2 separate regions of the Homo sapiens genome follow, and region 1 is linked to region 2. The links are chromatin contacts, found by Hi-C or POLR2A ChIA-PET in ENCODE. All regions are on one chromosome and are shown on one strand. Each heading gives the region's core, a stretch centred on a gene start or an enhancer-like site at or near the end of the contact. The rest is flanking DNA. Distances are from core to core; before and after follow the strand shown.

What was found. A loop is a pair of places that touch in the nucleus more often than their neighbours do. ChIA-PET counts read pairs that join two places held with the same protein, here RNA polymerase II (POLR2A). Pooled maps may share reads with other maps.
Region 1: a loop to region 2 is called in a map with no recorded cell type, with 13 times the contacts of the local background. The contact joins two enhancer-like sites. A Hi-C loop is called at or near these places in 6 of 37 single-sample maps with no recorded cell type and 5 of 50 pooled maps. POLR2A ChIA-PET finds 5 or more read pairs at or near these places in 2 of 52 experiments (GM12878 and activated naive CD4-positive, alpha-beta T cell).

What each region holds. Positions count from the first base shown.
Region 1 is chr1:211,936,538-211,940,446 of GRCh38, forward strand. It overlaps INTS7 (integrator complex subunit 7), which reads right to left. Exons shown (of 20, transcript NM_015434.4): 20 at 3,866-3,909. It also overlaps the pseudogene LOC124904505. Among named protein-coding and RNA genes, the nearest start is that of INTS7, 97 kb to the right of the region's middle. RefSeq lists an enhancer at 2,368-2,447. Within about 2 kb of position 2,359, at least 5 of the 41 ENCODE cell types and tissues checked have a DNase peak (open chromatin) inside an H3K27ac peak, as active enhancers do; they include GM12878, where a contact is called at or near this core.
Region 2 is chr1:212,157,094-212,160,885 of GRCh38, forward strand. No RefSeq gene overlaps it. Among named protein-coding and RNA genes, the nearest start is that of MIR3122, 81 kb to the left of the region's middle. Within about 2 kb of position 2,103, at least 2 of the 41 ENCODE cell types and tissues checked have a DNase peak (open chromatin) inside an H3K27ac peak, as active enhancers do; they include GM12878, where a contact is called at or near this core.

The DNA.
Region 1 (3,909 bases), core at 1,109-3,608, 220 kb before region 2:
GCCTTGCCTGTAAGTGGGATGGGTAAGCCTGTGTTTACAGATCCTTCCATAAAGACAAAATCTGGATATCATATTATTATGGTTGAAGGAAGAAAATAAAATCAAATTAAGCCAACTCACCAGACTTTAGACTTCTCACTACATCTCATCATACTGTTATTGTCTATGTGACTGGTAAAGGCTAAGTCCAAGGCATTGTGCAAAGAACAGGGTTTGATTGAGCAACATAGTATTTTTTTTTTTTGAGACGGAGTCTCGCTCTGTCGCCCAGGCTGGAGTGCAGTGGCGCAATCTCGGCTCACTACAAGCTCCGCCACCTGGGTTCACACCATTCTCCTGCCTCAGCCTCCCAAGTAGCTGGGACTACAGGTGCCTGCCACCACGCCTGGCTAATTTTTTGTATTTTTAGTAGAGACGGGGTTTCACTGTGTTAGCCAGGATGGTCTCGATCTCCTGACCTTGTGATCTGCCCGCCTCGGCCTCCCAAAGTGCAGGGATTACAGGCGTGAGCCACCGTGCCCGGCCTCAACATAGTATTTAATACTAGAAGCAAAGCAAACGCATGAACCTAAATACCCTCCTTGTCATCTATACACTCTTTCGTGTGGAACTTTTAGTGAGTCAAAGAATTCCAATGTAGGCCCCCTTATCTAGAAATCCACTTAAGGGTCATCTAGGTCTTAAGGTAACAGTTCTCATTTTTTCATTTTTCATTCCCTGCACTTTCCAACTCCATAGGCAGTAGCCACATGAAGCCATTTAACTGAAGGAGGCCGGGCATGGTGGCTCATGCCTGTAATCCTAGCACTTTGGGAGGCCGATGGGGGTGGATCACTGGAGGTCAGGAGTTCAAGACCAGCCTGACCAACATGATGAAACTCCACCTTTACTAAAAATACAAAATTAGCCGGGTGTGGTGGCACATGCCTGTAATCCCAGATACTTGGGAGGCTGAGGCAGGAGAATCACTTGAACCTGGGAGGCGGAGGTTGCAGTGAGCTGAGATCGCACCATTGCACTCCACCCCAGGCAACAAGAGCAAAACTCCATCTCTAAATAAATAAATAAATAAATAAATAAATAAATAAATAAAATAATTAAATTTAACTGAATTAAAAGTAAATTAATTCAGTTCCTCAATCACACTAGCCATATTTTAAGTACTCAATAGCTACATGTGGCCAGTGGCTGTAGCGGTTAGTGCAAATTTAGAACGCCTCCATCATTACAGAAAGTTCTGTTGGTCAGTGGTGCCTATACTCTACATACCAAGTGCCAGGTCATCTTATTCTCAATATTCTGTTGGCAGGTATTGGCACAGAAAGATCAAGTGACTTATCTAAGGATTAATGATGAGTCTTATAAATAGAATTTAAACTGACTTCTCTGGGACCCTAGTCTGAGGATCTTGTCTAATTGGTTTGTTCTTCTCTGAACAGTATCTTAACATGAGAAATGGCATATTCCCCAGTTGCAAATTGCCTGCTATCTTGGTTGGTTTGCGCTAGAAAGGTTATGTCTGAAGGTCTTAGTTTAAGCTGGAATACATTAATTTCTGAATAGTCAACATTCTATTGCTATCATCACTGAAGGCAATCAGCAGAATGTATTTACATATATTTCCTTGTATGTCTGCCTTTACATATTTTAATTAAATGATTTATAGCATAGTAGACAGAAATTCTATTTTGTTTAGATCATTATTACTCAATGTACCCAAATTGCATTAGGAAAGATAGCTTAAATGTGTTTAATAGCAGAGACAAGGTAATAAAATGCTCAGTGAGAACTGATCTAACACTTTGGAAAAAAAAATACTAAGGAGGATAATGACAGTAGTAGTAATAATAAAAGCAAATGCTTATATATCTGTTTTACTATATGCCAAGCATGTTCTAAGTAAATTCTATACTAACTCACTTAATTCTCATACCTACCCCATGAAACACTAATATGTTTCTCTATTAGGAATAAGGAAATTGAGGCATAGAGAGACTAAGTAGCTTGTCCAAGGTCATAAAGTTAAGATTGGAACCTCGGCAGTATGGCCCCAAAGGCTGGTGCTCTCAGTCACTGGACTACACAGCAGTCCCCCTTATCAGTAGGAGATACGTTCCAAGATCCCCAGTGGATGCCTATGACTGAGGATAGTACCAAACCCTATATACACTACATTTTTTCCTATACATACACACCTATGCCAAAGTTTAATTTATAAAATAGGCACAGTAAAGAGATTAAGTGATTATAAAATAGAACAATTGTAACAATATACTGTAATAAAAATTATGTGAATGTGGTCTATCTTCACCTCTGGGAACTGAAACTGAAAAGCAAAGTGAAAGTGAAAAGCAAAAACTGCAGATAAGGAAACACTACTGCACTGCAAAGTGACGAAGCACTGAGAAAAACTAGTCCTGTCTTCCTAGCTTTAACCAGCAAGTGCCCTTCATATTTCTAAATTTAGGGAACATGCCCACTTCACAATTAGTATGCATCTTTCTTTTCTGCATCTCATTTTTCTTTTCATTCATTAGTGTAGTGTTGAAGTTATAAACAGCTTCCCCCACCACAAATAACCATTTAACAGTTGATGCCAAAAATTCAGTAGATATTTTACTAAACAAAATCAGAGTTCCAATCCTGGATCTAATGGACATACTAAAATAAGTCTTTCTTGCTTCAGAGTTATGTTCAGTTCAGTTATACTCTGAACTTCTTGGACTTGCTTTTATTTTAATAATTCCTGGCCAGGCACGGTGGCTCACACCTGTAATCCTAGCACTTTGGGAGGCCAAGACGGGCGATCACCAGAGTTTGGGACCATCCTGGCCAACATGGTGAAACCCATCTCTACTAAAAAATATAAAAACTAACCAGGCGTGGTGGCACATGCCTGTAATCCCAGCTACTCGGGAGACTGAGGCAGGAGAATCACCGGAGCCTGGGAGGTAGAGGTTGCAGTGAGCTGAGATTGCACCACTGCACTCCAGCCTGGGCAACAGAGCGAGACTCTGTCTCAAAAAAAAAAAAAAAAAATTCCTTTCTGAGTTTGTGCCAGGAGCCCATAATACACCAAGTTAAAAAGTTCATAAACATAGCTATCAAAACCTATCTTTTAAGAACATAACATTTGGGAAGTTCTCAAAGGGAATTGATGGCTTACAAGATTTGCTTCTTTTTTGGAGAAATCTACCTTGAATGGCACCAGAAGCTTGAAATCCACATTGTAAACTTTAACCCTGAAAATAGCCACTTAATTACAAATAAAAAAGATCTCCAATTTAAGAAATGTTTTTGTTTGTTTTTAGTCTTTCAGTCACTTGATAATACAACTCTAGGCTGGAATCCAGAAAACCAGTCTAATTCAGTCACTTGACAGACAAAAAAAAAAACCCCTAAGATGTAGAGGTAAAGTGACTTGCTTGGTCACACAGCTAATTCACCAGAACCAAGAGTGAAACCCAGGCTTTCTGATTCAGCTGTTTCCACACCTGGTAAAAGAACAAGGGGTTCTGCACTGCTCTGGCAATTTTTCCTAAGCACGTGTTCCCAGGTGCTGAGATGACTGTGTAGGTTGTGTGAACCTCATACAACTGGGCTGCATCTGAAGAGATGTCATTCAACCGTGGACACTGTAGATCTGTACACATTTTATGAGAATGTTCTGGCTGTTAGCAGTACAATGGGTTGTGCTCATGAAGGCAAGCAATCTTGGAGAGACCCAAGTTGCAAATCACTTCTCAGTCCCAGAGGCCGCATGACAAGAAAGAAAAAAAAAACAACAACCCCTTTTTATTTTTTATCTTAAGCTCCATTCTCCTTTGAATTAATGTTGACTTTGAAGAGAAAAAGGCAAAACACAAGCAAAGAAACAGATATTTATTTAAAAAGGAAATTCCAGGGAAA
Region 2 (3,792 bases), core at 853-3,352:
CGTACTTGATTTTATTAATCTTCCTTAAATGTACTTATATGTAGCTCACATTTATTTAAACATTTCATATTAGAAGTGTTTTTGTCTTTATTTAGAAGCTGTTTCTGCGACCAGAAATATGCCGAAGGAACTTAACTCTTGTTTATACCCATTAGCCTATGGTAAAATTGGTTTCACCTAAAGTCTCAGTTTCCAAGAACCTACCGGGGAAGTTGTAAAGACTTACTGCATTTCATTGTATGACTATGCCAATTTATTCATCCACCATTGACATTTTGAACTCTAGCCAAATTCTTCTTCATGTGGGAGGAACTTCAGGCAGAGGAGCCAACCCAGGTGAACCAACCCAGATAGCTCTGCACACCTGCCTCACTCAGAGCCCAGGTCCTCCCACAGCTCTTTGGACGGATCAGGTCATTGCCCTCCTCACACAGTTCCAGTAGATTTCCTGCCTGGCTCCTTTCCTTCTCCTGAGGGTACCAAGCCCTCTTCCTCCAGAACGCATTGGCTGACTCTTCCACCACCGTGCCCACGGCGGGAGGGAACTTCTGGGGATCCCCACAGCATTCCCTACTTCTCATGTCCCTGCACACATCACTTGGAATTGTAATCCCTTCTTTAATTCCCATATTTCCAGTTGGACTGTATTTATTTCCTATTGCTACTATGAGAAGTTACCACAAAGTCAGTGGATTAGAAAGTATACATTTAATGTTCTATAGTTCTAGAGGTCAGAAGTCTGAAATGATTCTCACTGGGCTAAAATCATGGTGTCAGGTGTTCCTTCTGGAGGCTCTAGGGGAGAAACTTTTCTTGCCTTTTCTGGCCTTTAGAGACTGCCCTTGTTCCTAGGTTCCCTGGCCATCTTCAAAGCCATCAGTGGCTGATCAAGTCTTTCTCATATCACATCATTTTAACACTGAACTTCCATGTTTAAGGATCCTGTGATCCCACTGGGCCCGCCTGGATAATCCAGGATAATCTCCTGATTTTTTTTTTTTTTTTTTTTTTTTTTGAGGCAGGGTCTCACTCTATCGCCCAGGCTGGAGTGCTTGTGGCACAATTACGGCTCACTGAAGCCTTGACCTCCTGAGCTCAAGCAATCCTCCCATCTCAGCCTCTCAAGTAAGTGGGACTACAGGCACGTGCCACCATGCCTGGTTAATTTTTTTAAAAAAATTTGCAGAAACGAGGTCTCACTATGTTGCCTAGCTGGTCACGGAACTCCTGACCTCGCGGGATCCTCCCACCTCAGCCTCCCAAAGTGCTATGATTACAAGTATGAGCCACCACACTCAGCCAATCTCCCTATTTCAAAGTCAGTTAATTAGCAACCTTAGTTCTGCTTATAATCTAAATTCCCCCTTGCCATGTAGCATAGCAAAGTCATAGCATCTGAGGATAAGAATGTGTACGTCTCCAGGAGCCATTATTCTGCTTACCACAGACTCCAAGCTCTGTGAGGACAGAAATTATATCTCACTTTTTTTTAAGATGGAGTCTTGCTCTGTCGCCCAGGCTGAAGTGCAGTGGAGCGATCTCAGCTCACTACAACCTCCACCTCCCAGGTTCAAGCAATTCTCCTGCCTCAGCCTCCCAAGAAGATGGGATTACAGGTGTGCACCACCATGCCTGGCTAACTTTTGTATTTTTAGTAGAGGCAGGGTTTCACCATTTTGGCCAGACTAGTCTCGACCTCCTGACCTCAAGTGATCCACCTGCCTTGGCCTCCCAAAGTGCCGGCATTATCGGCGTGAGCCACTGCGCCTGGCCTATATCTCACTTCTGTTATACCTGCTTCATGTCTGTGCATTTCTTTCAGGTCAGGTAAAGAATCCTACCCTAGTTCTCTGCCAGATGGCACACTGCTATCTACTTATCAAAGCAGGCAAAGAAACCTCACTGTGGCTGTGAAAAAGGTGTTTTCCCGCAACCAGTCCTCTCACCAGCTGCAGACTCTTTTTCTAACAACATCATTTTTAGCCTGAGAATGTTGAAGACAGGGACAGTTACAGGTGTCTTTCAGGGCAAGAACCACGTCATTCATCTGCGTGTTGCCTATCACAGGGCCTGGTACACTTTCAGAACTCAATGCTTGTATGTTGAGTGGGTAGAGGTGGAGCCAGAGTCCAACTGGGGCGGCCAAGCTGATAACAAGGTGACCAGTAGGTCACTGGGTCAGAGATCTAGAGCCCAGTTGGGGTGGCTCCTGTGTGACCACAAACTTCTGAGGCATACAATACTGTCAATCAGACTACCAGGGAGCCAGGTGGCCTTGGATTTGGTGAATCAGGCCAGGCAGGAAGTCAGCAGCAGGCAGACAAGGCAGTGCCCACATAGGCACCAAGAGAGGGGTTGGGGCCAAGTGGGTTCAAGAACCTGGTGTGAGTAGAAGCTGAAATGGAAGGGGCACATCAGAAACCTGCAGGAGAAAAGGAGCAACTTAACCAGAGGCAGCTTCCTGCACCATGACCCAGTACTGATATTGTCCTCTGCAGTGAGAATCAGCTCAGCTTAGCCACAGGCTCATGGGCCACAGCATGTGAGCGTGAGCAACAGCTGTGAGGGTCTCTGGTAGGCAGACTCTGAAACCAGAGGTGAGCTGAAAACAGTCACTTCAACAAGCAACAGTCACAGTAGATACGAAACTGAATAGGACAGTCACCACCCTTGGGAAGCTCATGGTCTAGCGCAACAGTCAGGCACCAAAAAACAATCTCATATATGGTGGTAAATGAGAACAAAAGGCTACCAGACTGAAAGCTTTAAAAAAAAAAAAAAGAAAAGAAAAGAAAAAAAAAAAAGGCCGGGCACGGTGGCTCATGCCTGTAATCCCAGCACTTTGGGAGGCCGAGGCGGGTGGATCATGAGGTCAGGAGATCGAGACCATCCTGGCTAACACGGTGAAACCCCGTCTCTACTAAAAAATACAAAAAATTAGCAGGGTGGGGCGGTGGGCACCTGTAGTCCCAGCTACACGGGAGGCTGAGGCAGGAGAATGGCGTGAACCCGGGAGGCGGAACTTGTAGTGAGCCGAGATTGCGCCACTGCACTCCAGCCTGGGCGACAGAGCCAGACTCCGTCTCAAAAAAATGAAGTAATTAATTTTAAAAAAAAGTCTCTTTTATCCTTTCCAATAATGCTTTGTGGTAGATATTATTTCTTCCACTTCATAGACAAGAAATGTGAGGCTCAGAGAGGATAAATAGCTTGCCCAAGGTCACACAGCTGTGTGTAGATCCAGTTTACAAACTCAGGTTTCTGTTACTCAAAAGTCCACACATCTCAGCTCTGAAGCTGAAGCTGTTTTTCTCTATCGCTGGGCATGTAGTAGGTATTCAGCAAATGACTCCTTTGAAGTAGATTTAGTTCTCATGCTCCTGTACTCTCCATGCATTTCTATTATAACTCTATTCTAGTCCCAAGCACTTGGTAGAATAAATATATTTCATTCATTCCAAACAGGCCTTAAAGTAGGATAATTTTGTGTTTCTGAGTGACAGGGACTATACCCTACCAACTTTTTTTTTTTTTTTTTTTTTGAGACGAGTTTCACTGTTGTTGCCCAGGCTGGAGTGCAATGGCGCGATCTTGGCTCACTGCAACCTTTGCCTTCCAGGCTCAAGCGATTCTCCTGCCTCAGCCCCCCGAGTAGCTGGGATTACAGGCGCCGGCCACCATGCCCTCTTGTTCGTTTGTTTGTTTGTATTTTTAGTAGAGACAGGGTTTCGCCATGTTGGCCAGGCTTGTCTCGAACTCCCGACCTCAGGTGATACACCCGCCTTGACCTTC